Regions from separate parts of the Homo sapiens genome. Here region 1 is linked to region 2. A link is an interaction called in ENCODE POLR2A ChIA-PET data of the cell type or tissue named here. Cell type or tissue: OCI-LY7. All regions are shown on one strand. Each heading gives the region's core, and the rest is flanking DNA. Links, peaks and the distances in the headings are about the cores only. Region 1 holds the start of CD22 (CD22 molecule). Region 2 overlaps GARRE1 (granule associated Rac and RHOG effector 1).

Region 1 (9,587 bases), core at 540-8,539, 1.1 Mb after region 2:
AGTGAAGACCTCTCAGCGCATCCCTCTTCATCTGTAGGATGTGCATGGCTTCCAATGCTGTCTGTTCTGCTCCTGAGACACTCGCTGGCTACAGGATTATAAAGGTGATGAGGTTTCAGCCTAAAGACTCTCCATTCAATAACACTTCCTACAAGATATCTTTTTTGTTTTTTTGAGACAGGATCTGGCTCTGTCACCCAGGCTGGAGTGCCACAGCGCGATCTGCTCACTGCAACCTCAGCCTCTCGGGCTTAAGTGATTCTCCTGCCTTAGCCTCCTGAGTAGCTGGGACCACAGGCGCCCGCCACCACACCCAGCTAATTTTTGGATTTTTTTTTTTTTTTTTTTTAGTAGAGATGGGGTTTTACCATGTTGCCCAAGCTGGTCTTGAACTCCTGAGCTCAGGCAATCCACCCGCCTTGGCCACCCAAAGCGCTAGGATTACAGGCATGAGCCACCATGCCCAGTCCTACAAGATATCTTTTCTTTTTCTTTCTTTCTTTCTTTCTTTCTTTTTTTTTTTTTGAGACAGAGTCTCACTCTGTCACCCAGGCTGGACTGCAGTGGTGTGATCTCTTCTCACTGCAGCCTCCGCCTCCTGGGCTCAAGTGATTCTCCTGCCTCAGCCCCCTGAGTAGCTGGGACTACAGGCGCCTGCCAAAACACTTAGCTAATTTTTTGTATTTTTAGTAGAGACGGAATTTCACCATGTTCGCCAGGCTGGTCTCGAATTCCTGACCTCAAGTGATCCACCCGCCTCAGCCTCCCAAAGTGTTGGGATTCCAGGCATGAGCCACCGCACCCGGCCGAGATATCTTTTTCCTCCTCAATATCTATGTGCTCCTCCCTCAACCCTTGGGGGCTTCAGTGTAGGTGGTCAGATTCCCCACCATTTATGCCTATGATGAAAAGAGTGGAAATGGTAATAACTGGATGGTGTCACTAAACTACAAATACTTTCAGGTAGGCCTGTGCCTTTTTCAGCGGGCTGCAGTTCTCCTGCTTGGCTTGAGTCATTCGCATTTCCTGAGAGCTGGGTAGAGGGGGAGTTGTGGAGGAGCCCATTCTGAAACTGATCTGATATTGCAAACCCATACACGGAAAGGAAGAACTGCCCATACGTATTCGAGTCTTCCAATCTGACTCCGAGCCCGCATCCCCCTCAATCGTCTCTTTTCCCCACTCCCCAGATCACGGTGCTGCTTGGTCCCCCTCAGAGCCATAGAGAAGCAGGGGGTGTGGCCATGGAGGGGAAACCTCTGTCACCAGAGACTTTACTGTACTTCTCCTTTTGCTCTCAGATGCTGCCAGGGTCCCTGAAGAGGGAAGACACGCGGAAACAGGTAAAAATCATTTTGCTTTTATTTTGCATTCAACAAGCAAGTTATTACGGAACAGCAGTTATGGGCCAGGCATACCTCCCAGAGCTGGGAACACAGTGGGGACCTCCCTGGCTCTCTCTTACCGGTGTTACAACAGGTTGTAGACAGACCCCTGTCTTGAGCATCCTCCTTGCCAGGCCTGCTGAGTCTTCTGAGAGTAGGGTAGGTTATTGGATGCCCAGGAGGGAAGAAGGAGCCAGGGAGGTCAGCCCCAAGGTTCTGCAAGGCCCTCAACAGGCCTGGACTGAGGAGGTCTGGACAGCATGGCCCTGTCCTGAGCCTCTGTGCATAATAACTGCTGTCCCTAACCTCCACCCCACCCTCAGCCTTCCAATTCCCGGGCCTGGGGCCCTACTCCTGTGCTCCAGAGACTCCTGGAGCTCCTTGAGGCAGCACACAGTCCTGCTCTGGAGGCGCCCATCTCCCACTCATGCTGGGATGCTCCAGCCCGTCCCAGAGCAGGTTGTGGCTGGAGGGTGCTGGCAGAGGAGGGACAATGGCCCGGCTCCTGGAGGCAAGTGTTGGCTGCAGGGAACGGAGTCTAGTCCTTGCCACAGCCCTTGTTACCCCTTAGGTAACCTTAAGGGGATTTCAAAGAACTCTGGCTCTGCAACCCTGCTAAGTTTTTTATGGAACATGTAAAATAGATCCCATGGCCAAAGAAGTATGGACAATGTATTATACTATACTCTAATCCCCATGTCTAGAGATTAATGGTGTAGATAGAGTTTACTGAAAGGTTTTTAAAGTCCTGCAGTAAAGAATCTTACTTAAGCCAGGTGCGGTGGCTCACGCCTGTCATCTCAGCACTTTGGGAGGCCAAGTTGGGGGGATCACCTGAGGTCAGGAGTTTGAAACCAGCCTGGCCAACATGGTGAAACCCCATCTCTACTAAAACAAACAAACAAACAAACAAATCAGACGGGTGTGGTGGCACATGCCTATAGTCCCAGCTACTCAGGAGGCTGAGGCAGGAGAATCACTTGAACCCTGGAGGCAGAGGATGCAGTGAACTGAGATCACACCACTGCACTTCAGCCTGGGCGACAGAAGAATGAGACTCTGTCTCAAAAGAAAAAAAAAGAATCTTACTTAACTCTTTTACCCTGCCTTTCTCAAGTGTATGTGACCTTGAAGATGTTTTTTGCATGTGACATGATGAGTACCTGCGGGGCTGATGTCAGCTCTGCCTGGGGAATCTGCCTCAGCTTCAGACCCTGCACCCCAAATTCATGCTTAGCCCAGGCCAGACCCCCTTCCTGCTGTCGGCAAGCAGCTTAGCTTTCCGCACACCCATGAACAGATACCCAGCAGCCTTTGGCATGAGCCATGTGGCCCGAGGAGATAAACAGACAGAGAGAGGAACATTGATGCGTGTGAAATGTTGGCAGGTGAGTGGGAGGGGCTTGGGTTGGTGCTGAGACCGGAGACACACTCTGCTGTCACATCCTTCAGGGTCCCCGGGGGCCAGCACGGAGGGCCATGATCATGTAAATTGGGACTTAAATTTAACTCTATGTAAATATAACTCTATGCAGAGGTCAGGGATGGTAGAGGACAAGCTCACTGCAGAGAAAGAAAGAAAGATGGGCAACAGTTGCAGAACCTAACCCACAGATAGGTTTTGTTTGACCAGCTCTGTACATTTTTAGTTTATTTTTTATCTTTTTGAGACAGGGTCTTGCCCTGTCGCCCAGGCTGGAGTGCAGTTGCATGATCTCGGCTCATTCCAACTTCTACTTCCCGGGTTCAAGCAATTCTCCTGCCTCAGCCTCATGAGTATCTGGGATTACAGGTGTACGCCACCACGCCTGGCTAATTTTTTGCATTTTGAGTAAAGATGGGGTTTTGCCATGTTGGCCAGGCTGGTCTTGAACTCCTGACCTCAAGTGATCTGCCTGCCTTGGCATCCCAAAGTATTGGGATTACAGGTGTGAGCCACTGCGCCTGGCTCACCCATACTTTGTTACTGGTTTTAGAATTCCTTTTTACCTGGTCTTTCAAACCAAGTTTTGACCATGTCTGTCCCTGAGTATAATCCTTGATGAGTAGCACCAGAGAGAGCTCCACGTTACCCGGGGCCTGGCATTCAAAGCACTCAGTGGTCTGGTGCCACTCAAAGCCTGTGAGCCAGGCAGGAAGTTTATAAAATTAGAGATGGATGAATGGATGGATGGGAAAAAGCAAGCAAGGGAGGAAGGAAGGAAGAAAGGAAGGAGTTCTGGGAAGAGAGAGAGGCTGCCCCCGCAGGGCTCTCAGTTTGAAGGAGAGGTGCAGCACACTCAGAAAAAACTCCCGGCCAGGAGTGGTGGCTCACACCTGTAGTGCCAGCACTTTGGGAGGCCAAGGCTGGCAGATCACCTGAGATCAGGAGTTCAAGACCAGCCAGGCCAACATGGTGAAACCCCATCTCTACTGAAAATACAAAAATCAGCCAGGCGTGGTGGCACCTGCCTTTACCCAGCTACTTGGGGGGCTGAGGCCAGAGAAACGCTTGAGCCTGGGAAGCAGAGGTTGCAGTGAGCGGAGATCACACCACTGCACTCTAGCCTGGGAGACAGAGCAAGACTCTGTCTCAAAAAAAAAGAAAGAACTCCGTGAGCATCCCAAATGCCACATCCCCATAATGCAACCAGACCCGGTCCTCCCGGATCCAGGGGAAGGGTCGGAGCTCAGTGGGTGAGCAAGAAAAGCCACGTGGAAGAAGTAAGCGGCCAGATGGCTCAAAGACAAACTCTCCCCTGCTCAGGCTTGCACCCAGACACGACACCATGCATCTCCTCGGCCCCTGGCTCCTGCTCCTGGGTAAGGACTGTGGCCTGGGCTAGTACTGGGGTTCTGGGATGTCAGTGGGCACTGGAGGAGGAGGAAAGACCCAGGCAGAGAGGCGTCAACATAGGGTAGGGTGGGGGCAGCGGTGTGTATAGATAAATGTACATACAAATATATATGTTTCCCATATATACATACACTTCTCTCATTGCATCCTGCTGTCTTTGTGTATCTCTGTATTTCTCCCACTATCTTCAGAGGGAATTCTTTAGTCTTTAGAAAGCTCTCTGCTGGGTGCAGTGGCTCATGCCTGAAATCTCAGCACTTTGTGAGGCTGAGGTGGGAGGATCACTTGAGGTCAGGAGTTCAAGGCCAGCTTGGACAACATAGCAAGACCCCTATCTCTAAAAAGAATAAAAAATTAAACAAATTTTAAAATAAAAAATAACTTTTAAAAGAAGGCTCTCATGCCCCCTTAGTAATGCTTTCTGATCACTGTGGTGAGTTCTAGAATACTTGGCTTTCTCTGACTCAAGTAAATGGGTTTTTGAGCACCCTGAAACCCTCTACGCCTGGGAGGGGGCCTGCGTCTGGATCCCCTGCACCTACAGAGCCCTAGATGGTGACCTGGAAAGCTTCATCCTGTTCCACAATCCTGAGTATAACAAGAACACCTCGAAGTTTGATGGGACAAGACTCTATGAAAGCACAAAGGATGGGAAGGTTCCTTCTGAGCAGAAAAGGGTGCAATTCCTGGGAGACAAGAATAAGAACTGCACACTGAGTATCCACCCGGTGCACCTCAATGACAGTGGTCAGCTGGGGCTGAGGATGGAGTCCAAGACTGAGAAATGGATGGAACGAATACACCTCAATGTCTCTGGTAAGGCCTTCGGGGAGCGGGTCCTCTGCTCTGGGCAGGGGTGAGTGGGAGGCAGGAAATACCTGACTCCTGGCACAGAGCTCACAAACCGAGCTTCCTGCAGAGCTCAGGCAGGGGACGCCAGCGGATGACGATGGCGATGCAGCAGCACTAGACAGAGCTGCGGGACCTCGGATGTCCCATCTGACCCTCAGTTCCTGCCCCTCTGGGACCTGGATTCCAAAGTTATCGGATCTCCTGATCTTTCCCTCTTTCTTTCTCACCATGTATTTTTCAGCTTTTGTGACAAACTCGTGTTTGGCCTTAGTACTGGAACCATCCAAGCACCGCATTCCTTTAGTGGGGTGGGTCTGCATGTAACCAGCCTCAGCTCTCCCCCAGGCTGGACCGCCCCCTTCAGACATTGGGGTCTGAAGCTGCATCGCTCACCCCAAACTTAGGGCTGCTCAGAGCTCCCTATAGAGGAAACTGGGTGTGGAACGGAGTAACCACACTCCCTAGGGCAGAGGCCCCAGACCTGTGTTTGATGGGTCAAATCCACCCCTACATGTGCAGTGCCATAACTGAGCCTGTGTTATAAAAATCATAAAATGTTTGTTTTACTTTTTTTCCTCTTCTTTTCCCCTTCCCCTTCCTTTCCCTTTTTATGAGACAGGGTCTCGCACTGTCATCACCCAGGCTGGAGTGCAGTGGCGCGATCTCAGCTCACTGCAGCCTTGATCTCCCGGGTTCAAGCAATCCTCCCACCTCCAAAGTAGCTAGGATCACAGGTGCATGCCACCATGCCCAGCTAACTTTTTAATTTGTTGTAGAAATGGGTCTTGCTATGTTGCCAGGCTGGTCTTGAACTCCTGGCCTCAAGCAATCCTCCTGCTTCAACCTCTCAAAGCATTAGGATTACAGGCATGAGTCACCGCACCCGGCCTGATCTTCTGATTTTTCAAGAGACGATGGAAATCTAGATTTTCCAGTGAAATCTCCCAGCATGTTAATGTTCATGGCAAGTTCTCATGAGCTCTTCAAGGTCAGATGACACTGTTGTTGAACCCCAAAGGCCAGGTTTGAGCTCCCGATGCGTAGTCAGCCAAACACTGACACCTCAGTGCTTAGAAGCTGAGATAGGATTATTTAATTTAGCCAAAGCAAGGGGACAGAAGAGAGAAACTCTCAAATCTGACCTGACTTTGAGCGTTAGTGGGGGCTTTTATGAGTAAAGTAGGTGTGCAGGAGGTGACCTCCCGATCGTCAAAGCTGTTGTGCCCCTCGGCTCATCAAATTTCTGGATGTCATCAAGGAGGTCTGTGTGACCTAAGGATCATTGTTCTTTGAAAGAGAGACAAGTTCATTTATCTTGCAGGCAGCTGCCAGGGAGTCAGGATGTAAGTTAAACAATTATGAGTGAATTAATGGTTACCTGCTACTGAAATGACCAAATGTAACTAATCATGCATGGAGGAAGGAAAGGACAAAGAGAAAAGAAAAGAAGTAAAACGAACATCTTATAATTTTTATAACATAGGTTCAGTTATAGCACTGCACATGTAGGGGTGGCTTTGACCCATCAAACACAGGTGTGGGGGGCCCCTGCCACAGGGAGTGTGGTCACTCCGTTCCACACCGTTTCCCGGATGGGCAGTTCTGAGCAGCCTTAAATTTGGGGTGAGCAATGCAACTTCAGACCCCGCTGTCTGAAGGAGGTGGTCCAGCCTTGGGGAGAGCTGAGGCTGGGTGCACACAGACCCACTCCACTAAAGGAATGCGGTGCGTGGATGGCTGCAATACTGAAGGAAGCCATGAAAGTAACACAAGTTTGTCAAAGCTGAAAAGTCCGTGAACTAAACTGATAAAATTCACTTAGAGGTGGTGGGAATAGGCCGGGCACGGTGGCTCACGCCTGTAATCCCAGAACTTTGGGAGGCCGAGGCAGGCGGATCACAAGGTCAGGAGATCGAGACCATCCTGACTAACACAGTGAAACCCTGTCTCTACTAAAAATGCAAAAAGTTAGCCAGGCGTGGTGGCAGGCGCCTGTAGTCCCAGCTACTCAGGAGGCTGAGGCAGGAGAATGGCGTGAACCCGGAAGGTGGAGCTTGCAGTGAGCTGAGATCACGCCACTACACTCCAGTCCGGGCGACAGAGCGAGACTCTGTCTCAAAAAAAAAAAAAAAAAAAAAAGAGGTGGTGAGGTGGTGGGAATAGAACTTTGCAATCATTCAGAAAGCAGACATCCGGCAATGAGCATGAAAGAAAAGTAGATCACAGTTCCCAAGGAGGCTTAGTGTGGTCAAGGCCTTTCAGAGGGGATTTCGGGTGAGCAAAAGTGATTCAAAGTGGAGAAAAGCAGGACTGCGTTGGGTGCAGTGGTTCCCGCCTGTAACCCCAGCACTTTGGGAGGCTGAGATCGGAGGATCGTTTGAGCCCAGGAGTTTGAGACCAGCCTGGGTAACATGGCAAGACCCTGTCTCTACAAAATGTTTAAAAAACTAGCTAGGTGTGGTGGCACATGCCTGTAGTCCCAGTTACTCAGGGGGCTGAGGTGAGAGGATTGCTTGAGCCTAGGAGGTTGAGGCTACAGTGAGCTAGGATTGCGCCACTGCACTCCAGCCTGGGTGACAAAGCAAGACCCTGTCTCTAAAGAAAAAAAGAGGCCGGGTGTGGTGGCTTACACCTGTAATCCCAGCACTTTGGGAGGCCAAGGCGGGAGGATCACTTGAGGTCAGGAGTTCAAGACCAGCCTGGCCAACATGGCGAAACCCTGTCTCTACTAGAAATACAGAAAAATTAGCTGGGTGTGGTGGTGGGCACCTGTAATCCCAGCTACTCGGGAGGCTGAGGCAGGAGGATCACTTGAACTGGGGAGGTAGAGGTTACAGCGAGCCAAGATCGCGCCACTGCACTCCAGCCTGGGTGACAGAGGGAAACTCCATCTCAAAAAAACAACAACACAACAACAACAACAATAACAACAAAAAAACAAAGCAGGACTGGAGAGAGGTGGAATGAAGTGGCAAGGGGTTCCTGAGGGGTGATTTGGGACAGGACATCTAAAGCCAGGTGTACGCTCACGTCCTCAGTCCCCCAGGCTCCTGCACGGGCTCTGTTCTTTTGCAGAAAGGCCTTTTCCACCTCATATCCAGCTCCCTCCAGAAATTCAAGAGTCCCAGGAAGTCACTCTGACCTGCTTGCTGAATTTCTCCTGCTATGGGTATCCGATCCAATTGCAGTGGCTCCTAGAGGGGGTTCCAATGAGGCAGGCTGCTGTCACCTCGACCTCCTTGACCATCAAGTCTGTCTTCACCCGGAGCGAGCTCAAGTTCTCCCCACAGTGGAGTCACCATGGGAAGATTGTGACCTGCCAGCTTCAGGATGCAGATGGGAAGTTCCTCTCCAATGACACGGTGCAGCTGAACGTGAAGCGTGAGTCTCCCCGGCATGCCTGTGGGAAGGGCAAGGTCTGTGTCACCTTCTCCCCAGCCCCGCAGGGGGCATGCACCCAGGGCAGGGGGAAGCCTGCACAGACGGCGGCATCCTCCAGCCCTGGTCACGCCGCCTTGTCAGCCCTGGTGTTTCGGGAAAAAGATTTGCTCTAGCCTAACAGAATAAAATGGTCCATCCTCAAGCCATGACATGAATTGGGGATTATCTGGTTAGGTCTTTTTGTTCCCCTCTTGGTGGGGATTTTTTTCGCATCATTATCTTGTGCCTCATTCATTCAATAAATACGTATCATGAACCTACTAGGTACCAGGCCTTATTACGGCTGCCAATGGGGGGCATGGGGCGGTGGGCAGGGTGCAGCAGTGAGCAAAACTCTTGCCCCACGCGGAGCCAGCGCTGCAGTGAAAGAGACAGACAACAAATGGATTACCAAAGAAATACAGAGCATGAGCCAAGACATTAGAATCTGGAACAAAGCAATGTTAACAAAGAAATATACAACACTATTGTAGGTAGTGATATGTGTGTTAGGAAAAAAATAAGGCCGAGAGAGGGGAGTGATGGAGAGAGACCTCTCTAAGAAGGTGAGCACTTAGGCCGGGTGCGGTGGCTCACGCCTGTAATCCTAGCACTTTGGAAGGCCGAGGCGGGGGGATCACAAGGTCAGGAGATCGAGACCATCCTGGCTAACATGGTGAAACCCCATCTCTAGTAAAAATACAAAAAATTAGCCAGGCATGATGGCAGGCGCCTGTAGTCCCAGCTACTTGGGAGGCCAAGGCAGGAGAATGACATGAACCCAGGAGGCGGAGCTTGCAGTGAGCTGAGATCGCACCACTGCACTCCAACCTGGGTGACGAGTGAGACTCCATCTCAAAAAAAGAAAAAAAAAGAAGGTGAGCACTTAAGCTGACTGGAACGGAGGGAGTGGCTGAGGCCGGCACATATTTGGGAGAGGAGGATTTCAGGGAAAGAGAAGGGCAGGTTCAAAGCTTTGAGGCAGCAGCTGGGTGGGAGGACCTCAGAGGCTGAAGTTCACCGCCTCTGAGGGCCACATGGTAGGACAGGAGGCAGGAGATGGAGCAGGACTCTGGATCCCGAGGGCTGAGGTG
Region 2 (9,587 bases), core at 882-8,881:
GAAGGGTAATGGAGAGCCATAGTGGATTTTAAGCGCAGAGTGGTGTGATCACATTGATTCTAGAGTAGTCACACAGCATCCAGAGGGGAGTAGCCCAGGCATTTGGAAGATCACTCAGGAGGCGCCTCCATAATTCAGGCAGGAGGTAAAAACAGTAGCTTTGGTACGGCAGTGAAGATAGAAGGAAAAGGACTTGAGAGATACTAAGAAGGCAGGAAGGGGCCGGGCATGGTGGCTCATACCTGTAATCCCAGCATTTTGGGAGGCCGCGGCGGGTGGATCACCTGAGGTTGGGAGTTCGAGATCAGCCTGACCAATATGGAGAAACCCCGTCTGTACTAAAAATACAAAATTAGCCGGGTGTTGTGGTGTATGCCTGTAATCCCAGCTACTCAGGAGGCTGAGGCAGGAGAATCGCTTGAACCCAGGAGGCGGAGGTTGCAGTGAGCTTAGATCGCACCATTGCACTCCAGTCTGGGCAACTAGAGCGAAACTCCGTCTCAAGAAGGCAGGAAGGATAAGACTGTGATTAATTGGATGTGAAGGAGAGTGAAGAGTAGAGGATAACTCCCAGGTTTCTGCCTTGTTCAAGTAGGCAGATGGTGATGTCATTTGCCAAGACTGGGAAGGCATATTGAAAGACTTGGAAGATTTGGTTTTGGACTTTTGATTTTGGGACCTGTCCACTAGGCAGTTGAATATTTGGGTTCTGGAGCACAGGACAAAGATCTGGGCTAGAGGGATGGATTTGGGAATCTTCCCAGAAGGAATATGTTGCTCTTAGAAACAGAGAGGGCATAGCACTTAAGGTCTATCAGAGGAGGAGTAGCTCAAAGGGGCAACTAAGAATGGCCAGAGAGGTATGAGGAGAGCCAGCACTAAGCGTCTTTTCGTGTTAGCAGCTTACAGAGTTGCTTCACTTTGTAATGTGGTAACAGATAGAGGGAGCTAAAAAAGTAGAGTTCTAAGGAACGTCCGAGCAAAGCACTGAATTTTCCAGGCATTTTCTCTTGCCTGGATAGATATTTTAAATTTATGAATGTTGAGAATAAAATTCTTCAAAGCATTTTTCTAGAGTGCATTTCTAAATACGGTTTGAGTCAGTCTGAACTGACTAAAAACATGGAAATGGTTGGGCTTTGAACTTCATAGACAATAACTTCACTAATCTGCCTAAAGAATTTCCTGTAGTGTCTCCACATTATCAAGGGTAGATATTTGGATTTGCATTTTTGTGGATTGGAGAGGACAGAACATTTTCTGTGTTTTTTTTTTTTTCCTCAGAAGAGGGAATTGTTTAGGAATGATTCATCTTTATATTTTTTGTAACAGCTTTATTGAAATATAATTCACATACCATACAGTTTATCCATTTAAAGTATATAAATTGGTGGTTTTTAGTATGTTCATAGTTATGCAACCATCATCAATTTTAGAATATTTTCATCACTCTGCAAATAAACCATATACCCATTAGCAGTCATCCCTTATTTCCCCCATTCCACACCCCCACCCCCAGCCTTAGGCAACCATTAATTGACTTTTTGTTTCAATGGATTTACGTAATTGGTACAGTTCATATTAAGGGAACTTTGGGTCTGGTTTCTTTCACTTAGCATAATGTTTTCAAGGTTCATCCATGTATCAGTACTTTATTCCTTTTCATGGCTGAATAATATTCCATTGTACAGTTATACTACATTTTGTTTGTCCATTTGTCAATTGATAGACATTTGAGTTGTTTCCAGTTTTTGGTATTATGATAATACTGCTCCAAACGTTCATCTGCATGTTGGTTTGTAGACATGTTTTTCATTTCTCTTGGATATATATACCTAGGAGTAAAATTTCTTGGTTGTGTGGTAATTTTATGTTTAACCATTTGAGGAACTGCCACTGTGTTTTCCAACATGTCTGTACCATTTTGTATTACCCTGAGCAGTATATGAGGATTCCAAATTCTCTAACATTTTGTCAACACTTGTTATTGTCTGTTTGATTATAGTAATCCTAGTGGTTGCGAAGAGGTATCTCATTGTGATTTTGATTTGCATTTCCCTGATAGTTAGTGATGTTGACTGTCTTTTCATATGCTTATTGGCATATCATCTTTGGAGGGTTCATCTATATTTGTGTTTTGTTTGTTTTTTTTTCTTTAGAGATGGAGTCTTGCTCTGTCTTCCAGACTGGTGTGCAGTGGTGCCATCTTGGCTCACTGCAGCCTATGTTTCCTAGGTTCAAGCAGTTCTCCTGCCTCAGCTTCCTGAGTAGCTGGGATTACAGGTGTGCGCCACCACGCCCAGCTAATTTTTTATTTTTGGTAGAGATGGGGTTTCGCCATGTTGACCAGGCTGGTCTCATGCTCCTGACCTCAGGTGATCTGCCTGCCTCGGCCTCCCAAAGTGCTGGGATTACAGGGGTGAGCACCTGTGCCCAGCCCATCCATATTTGATCATCAGTTTTGGCAAGGTAAATTAAGTTGCAAAACCTGAAACTTTAAAGGAACAAACATAACACATTTGATTGTAGAAATGAGGGAAAAAGAGTGTGTGTGGGTATGTGTGTTTATGTACATATGTGTATATGTACAGTGGAAGATGCCATAAACAGATTTGTAAAAGTTAAAGGACAGGCTCCCCAGAGAAATAGCCAGTGTGCTCCATCCACATCAAGCCTGAGTGTGAGAGAGTTCTGGATAATCCTGTTACCTGGCTGTGACTTTGGAAGTGGAGACCATGATCTCTGCCTTCTCCCTCATATCATCTGTCTTAAGGTCACAGATACCGCAGCCACTGCCAGGTTTCCACAAGCCAGTCACCTTTCAGGTGGAGAAGTAGCTTGCTATAGCAGCCAGTTTCTCGAGTTTGCGCGACAGTGCCACTGGAACAATGGCTCATTCATGTCAGATTTCCAGAGAGTTGGGCAGCACACTTGTGAGAATCCAGCTGTGAACAAGCCATTGCTGTCTTTAGGAGCTTATGTGCCAGGTGGTAAAGTGTACATATGCAAATAAAATGGTAAGATGATTGCAAGTTGTCATGAAGATAAGACAGCATTGTAGGGGTGAGGTGACCCTAGATTAGACAGGTTGGCTGCAGAAGGCTTCTCTGAGGGTGTAACACTTGTTTTGAGAGCTAAAGGATGAACGGGAGGAGCATCATGAGTAGGAGGGAGGCAGGAGCTTTCTGGATAGAGGCAGCAGCGTGTGTAAAGAGCTTGGGGCACTAGAAGAACTGGAAGATAAATGGTGTGACTGCAGAATGATGAGTGAGACTCAGGAGGCACGACATGAGGCTGGAGAGGTGGGCAGGGCTGTGCAGGTCTCAGTAAGGAGTTTGATTTTATTCAAAGTGCCAGGGACCATTGGATATAAATTCTTCATAAACTGCATGCAGAAGAGAGATTAAAAGGTTGGCAGAAAGGAATAAAAATGAAACTGGAGGACCAAGCTGGTAAAAATTGCCCCCAAGGGTCTATCAGAATCCTAACTCACTTAGACCAATAAGATCAGTGGTTACTTATGAACAATACGTTTGAAAAGACCTATGAAAAAACACGTGAAATTTGGAGTTTCTCTGTCTCTCATGTTTCCTGTAAGTAATTCGCTAGATATAGAGACTCGATTAGATTTTGATTCAGTATTTTAGGCAAAAATATTTTTTGGGTGGTACTGTGTACTTCCTATTTTGTCACAATGATAGGCATATAATTATATGTTTAGTTCCCCACTTTAATGATGCTAAAATTAATTAGTGAGTTCAGGTGTTATGCCTGATTCCTTCATCATAAACTTCTCCATCAAGTTTCACCAAATCATTTTAACAGTGATTAATAATCATTGGCTAGATACACTATTTCATTAGAGTTGCAAAATAATAGTTTTCCTAGCATTTCTTCTTTATTTATTGGCTAATTTTCTTTGATTAAGCACTTTCCTAAATGGAGTATTCAAAAAAAAACTATATAAACAGGAAAAGCAGGATAAATGCTTGATTTCACCCCCCCCCCCCACCCCCAGCAGTTTTCAGAACAATAGCTTGGTGCCTTAACACCTCCACAGAGAGATGACCAATGGAATTTTTCTTAATATCATTATTGACTCACTTTTTTTATTGTGGTAGAATATGCATAACACAAAATTTACAGTTTTAACCATTTTTATTATACATTTCAGTGGCATAAGTACATTAACAATGTTGTGCAGCCATCACCACCATCCATCTCCAGAACTTTTTCAACATCCCAAACTGAAAGTCTTGGCCAGGCATGGTGGCTCATGCCTGTAAACCCAGCACTTTGGGAGGCTGAAGCGGGTGGATCACCTGAGGTCAGAAGTTTGAGACCAGCCTGGCCAACATGGTGAAACCCTGTCTCTGCTAAAAATACAAAAATTAGCCAGATGTGGTGGCATAAGCCTGCAGTCCCAGCTACTTGGGAGGCTGAGGCACGAGAATTGCTTGAACCCAGGAGGCAGAGGTTACAGTAAACCGAAATTGTGCCACTAGTACTCCAGCCTGGGTGACAGAGCAAGACTCCATCTCAAAAAAAAAAAAAAAAAAAAAAAGTCTTGCCTATTAAACAGTAACTCCCCATTTTCCCCTTCTCTCAGCTCCTGGGCACAACCTCTCTTCTACTTTTTGTCCCTAAAAATTTGACTATTTTAGGCACCCCATATATATGGAATCACACAGTATTTGTCCTTTAGTGTCTGGCATCTTAGCAGAGTATCTCCAAGGTTCATCCATGTTGGAGCATGTTATTAGAATTTCCTTCATTAATTTTTTTTTTTTATTGACAGGGTCTCTGTCACCCAGGCTGGAGTGCAGTGGTGCAGTCAAGCTTACTGCAGCCTCAGATGCCTGGGTTCAAGTGATCCTCATGCCTCAGCCTCCCAAGTAGCTGGAACTACAAGTGTGCACCATAATGCCAAGCTAATTTTTAAATTTTTTGTAGAGACAGGGTCTCGCCATGTTGCCCAGGCTAGTCTCAAACTGGCCTCAAGCGATCTTCCTACCTCAGCCTCCCAAAGTGCTAGGATTACAGGCATGAGCCACTGCTTCCAGCCTTTCTTCCTTTTTAATACTAAATAATAGTCCATTGTATGGATATACCACATTTGTTTATCTATTCATCTTCCATGGACATTTGAATTGTTTCCACCTTTTGACTATTATGAATAATGCTTCGGTGAACATGGGTGAAGAAATACCTGCTCACGTCCTTGCTTTCAGTTCTTTTGGGTAGATGCACAGAAGTGGATTTCCTGAATCACATGGTAATTCTATGTTTAATTTTTTAAGGAAGCACCATACTGTTTTCCACAGTGGCTGCACTATTTTATATTCCCACTAGCAATACACAAGGCTTCCAATTTCTCCATGTCCTTGCCAGCACTTTTTGTTTTGTTTTGTTTTTGAGACAGTGTCTCGCTCTCCGTCCCAGGCTGGAGTTCAGTGGCCCATTGCGATCTCGGCTCACTGCAACCTGTGCTTCCCGGGCTCAGGTGATCCTCCCACCTCAGCCTCCCAAGTAGCTGGGACCACGCCTGGCTATTTTTTTTTTTATTTTTAGTAGAGACGAGGTTTCTCCATGTTGCCCAGGCTGGCAGTGGCCAGCACTTATTTTCTGTGTTTTGTTTATTTTAATATTAGCCATCCTAATAGGGTATGAAGTGGTATCTCACTGTGGTTTTGATTTGCATTTTCCAAGTTATATTATTCCCTAGTTGTACTGTCTGTTCTTGCCTTACTGTAAAGAAATACTTGAGACTGGGTAATTTATAAACAAAAGTGGTTTAATTGGCCGGGCGCGGTGGCTCACGCCTGTAATCCCAGCACTTTGGGAGGCCGAGGCGGGCGGATCACGAGGTCAGGAGATTGAGACCATCCCGGCTAAAACGGTGAAACCCCGTCTCTACTAAAAATACAAAAAATTAGCCGGGCGTAGTGGCGGGCGCCTGTAGTCCCAGCTACTTGGGAGGCTGAGGCAGGAGAATGGCGTGAACCCGGGAGGCGGAGCTTGCAGTGAGCCGAGATCCCGCCACTGCACTCCAGCCTGGGCGACAGAGCGAGACTCCGTCTCAAAAAAAAAAAAAAAAAAAAAAAGTGGTTTAATTGGCTGTACAGGAAGTATGGCAGCATCTGCTCCTGGGGAGGCCTTAGGGAGCTTTTATTGGTGGCAGAAGGCAAAGCGGAGCAGGCATCTTAAATGGCAGGAGCCAGGACCGAGAGAGAGAAGGGAGGTGCTGCCCACTTTTAAACAACCAGGTCTCATGAGAACCCACTCACTATTGAGTACAAAGGGGAAAATCCACCACATGATCCAGTCACCTCCTCCCAGGCTCCACCTCCAACATTGGGAATTACTATTCAACATGAGATTTGTGTGGGGACACAGATTTAAGCTATATCACTAGTGATTAGTGATGTTGAGCATCTTTTCATGTGCTTATTAGCTGTTCGCATATTTCTTGGGGCAAAAGTCTATTCAAGTCCTTTGCCCATTTAAAAATTGGATTTTTGTGTTTGAGTTGTAGGAGTTCTTTATATATTCTGGATATTAATTCCTTTTCCCATATGTGATTTATAAATATTTTCATCTATGGATTGCTTTTTGCTTGTAATGTCCTTTGATGCCTAAAAGTTTTGATTTTGAAGTCCAGTTTATCTGTTTTTTGTTGCCTGTGCTTTTCGTGTCCTATCCAAGAAATTATTGCTAAGTCTGAACTCAGTAATTTTTATATATTTAATGATTTTCACCCCTAAATGGTTATTCTTTTTGATGCTTAAGTTGTCCCATTATTGATCGTTAATGGCACTTATTTTTCGGGTTTTCTAGGTGCTTTTGACATGAGCCTAGTAGTGTTATATGAGTTCCCTGCTTTCTGGCTTTACAAGAAGTCCGGGGCTTATCGGAAAAATTTCTGATCCCAGATCCAGAATCAGCCATTTCTTTAACTAGTTCTGATTCTTTTTGGTGGGAAATGGTATTAAGGGCATTCATTACAATTAAGATGTAAATTCCAGTAGGTTTTTTTTTTTTTTTAGTAGAACTAGGAAATACATACTTTTTGGAAAGAAAAAGATACACCATGATTTCAGACTGATTTACTTCCAATTCAAATGAAGGATTAAAGGATTTTTATATCTTTGATTTTATATTTGTCTTTTCTCATTTGTTGACAGTAACACCAGAGGGGTCCAGTCAAAACACGATTTTATTGATTGACCGATTGATGGAGACCACCTCACTCTGTCGCCCAGGCTGGAGTATAGTGGCGCCATGTTGGCTCACTGCAGCCTCCACCACCTGGGCTCAAGTGATCCTTCCACCTCAGCCTCATCAGTAGCTGGGACTACAGGGATGCACTACCATGTCTGGATAATTTTGTTTGTTTGTTTGTTTTGAGATGGAGTCTCACTCTGTCACCCAGGCTGGAGTGCAGTGGTGTGATCTCAGCTCACTGCAACCTCTGCCTCCCGGGTTCAAGTGATTTTCCTGCCTCAGCCTCCCTGGTAGCTGGGACTACAGACGCCTGCCACTATGCCTGGCTAATTTTTGTATTTTTAGTAGAGACGTGGTTTCACCATATTGGCCAGGCTGGTCTCAAACCCCTGACCTTGTGATCTGCCTGCCTCTGCCTCCCAAAGTGCTAGGATTACAGTCATGAGCCACTGCACCTGGCCAATTTTGTTTGTGTGTTATAGAGATGGGGTCTCACTGTGTTGCCCAGGCTGGTCTTGAACTCTAAAGCATTCCTCCTGCTTTGGCCTCCCAAAGTGATGGGATTACAGATGTGAAGCACTACACCTGGCCGAAACACAATTTTAAACTTGAAATAATTCTTCTCTGTGTGGCTGTGCCACTAATTTGGTAAATAATATAGATTCATTTGTCTTTTGTTTCATTTTTAGGGATATTTTTCTTTTTTATATTTGCTTTTTGCTTATATATTTACGTAGTTCTAAAGATAAAACCATAAGTAAGATAGATTGAAAGAAGTCTGGCTTTCCTCCTTGTCTTTGTTCTTCTCTATACGTTGTAGGTAAACATCTTTGTTGGTTTTTGGTTTATTCTCCCATGGCTTATTTTAAAAGCTACAAGCGTGTGTGTCTGTGTGTTTCTGTATTCCCTATACCTTACTTCATTCCCATTTTATTTCTTCTCGTTTTTATCTTGGCAATCATATTTCTTATTTCCAAGAATTCATTGTTGATTTCTACTTCCTTTATGATTTGTTTGCTTTTGGTTTTTTTTTCTCCCCCCGAGATGGAGTCTTGCTCTGTTGCCTAGAGCTGGAATGCAATAGTGCGATCTCGGCTCACTGCAACCTCCGCCTCCTGGGTTCAAGCAATTCTCCTGCCTTGGCCTCCTGAGTAGCTGGGATTACAGGCGCACGCCACCACACCAGGCTAATTTTTGTATTTTTAGTAGAGACGGGGTTTCACCATGCTGGCCAGGCTGGTCTTGAACTCCTGACCTTGTGATCTGCCTGCCTTGGCCTCCCAAAGTGCTCGGATTACAGGCGTGAGCCACCGTGCCCAGCCCTGCTTTTAAGGATGCACTATCTTTCCAACACTGTCTGAGGAATACCAGTCAGAATTTCTTTTCAGGTGTTTTTTCTGGGACCTAAAATATGTATTTCTTCTGAGGTCTGATCACCTTTTCATCTTAGTTGTCCTTTTTTGTCCTTTTGGTTTTCCTTCACTGTCTGGTGATCCTTATCAATGAAGAACTGGGTTGTTCATATAGGTAATTTGCAGGAGGTCCCTCTGTTTTTCAATAGTCCTCTTGCCTTAGTGAGAGTTGGCTGATTGAGGAATGGGAAGTACAGATGAAATCAGGTTGATTAACTGGTTTCCCACTCCTGATTTCTCTACCTGCTGATTCAAAGCTGGGCATTTATCCAGCTCCTCCAGGAAAAAGGGCTCTGCCTCTCTGTTCTCTTTTGGCCCTGCATGTTGTAAAAAGTGGCCAGCTTTGCTCTGGTCTGTCTTGTAATATAGTTTCCTCTGCTTTCTCTCCATCCTCTAGAAGATGGCCTGCAGTTAAATAGACTGTGGCCCTCAGACCTTCTCATTACTGTTTTGCTGAGATTCCCTTGTGAATGTCTTTATTGTTATGTCACTGGGATTTGGGGAGGATGGAGAGGTAAGTGCACTTGCCTGTTTAGCCTGTCGTTTTGAAATGAAACTCCTTTTGTCATCCCATTTCTGACAGTAGGACTGCTTGCCACTCTCTTTTCTCTGTTGGTTTAAGGACTGAAGTGGATCTAAAATTATTCTCTGTATTCACAAATCATAGCTATCAATCTTTAGTCAGATGGGAAAACTTAATTAATTAATTCAGGGACTAAATTTCTCTTTATAGCTGCATAGTCCATGTAAGTAGAAGTTAGTTATCAATGAAGTGTGTGATGCTTCCTGCCCTGCGATTGGTAGATTTCTATTTGGTTCAAGGATTGGGTAACTTTTCAAGACCTTTCCTGTTTGTCAGTGACTTTTTTCCAGAGAAGCAGAAATAACAAGGCCTGCTTCCTTTGCTTGCTTTGTGGGAATGATAATATCATCATCATCAAACATTTAGTG

Evidence for each region. ChIA-PET counts read pairs that join two places held together with the same protein. Peaks named below come from ENCODE experiments on the same cell type or tissue, not always from the same donor. Only the 100,000 strongest peaks of a DNase experiment are listed, where the experiment ranks them.
Region 1: POLR2A ChIA-PET joins it to region 2 with 5 read pairs; 1 of 35 experiments calls an interaction of 5 or more read pairs at or near these places.

What each region holds. Positions count from the first base shown.
Region 1 is chr19:35,327,888-35,337,474 of GRCh38, forward strand. CD22 (CD22 molecule) reads left to right here and starts at 1,300. Exons shown (of 14, transcript NM_001771.4): 1 at 1,300-1,343; 2 at 4,132-4,187; 3 at 4,660-5,037; 4 at 8,149-8,454. The coding sequence starts at 4,154. RefSeq lists enhancers at 1,877-1,926, 1,997-2,046, 3,177-3,226, 9,426-9,575 and a silencer at 5,418-5,627. In OCI-LY7, for the core only: a CTCF peak has its summit at 5,201; DNase peaks (open chromatin) are centred at 1,244, 2,804, 3,854, 5,134 and 1 weaker place; H3K4me3 peaks cover 6,508 bases; H3K27ac peaks cover 6,358 bases.
Region 2 is chr19:34,273,904-34,283,490 of GRCh38, forward strand. The region is part of intron 1 of GARRE1 (granule associated Rac and RHOG effector 1); the gene reads left to right. Among named protein-coding and RNA genes, the nearest start is that of GARRE1, 24 kb to the left of the region's middle. In OCI-LY7, for the core only: a CTCF peak has its summit at 2,027; a DNase peak (open chromatin) is centred at 2,968; H3K4me3 peaks cover 1,233 bases; H3K27ac peaks cover 1,429 bases.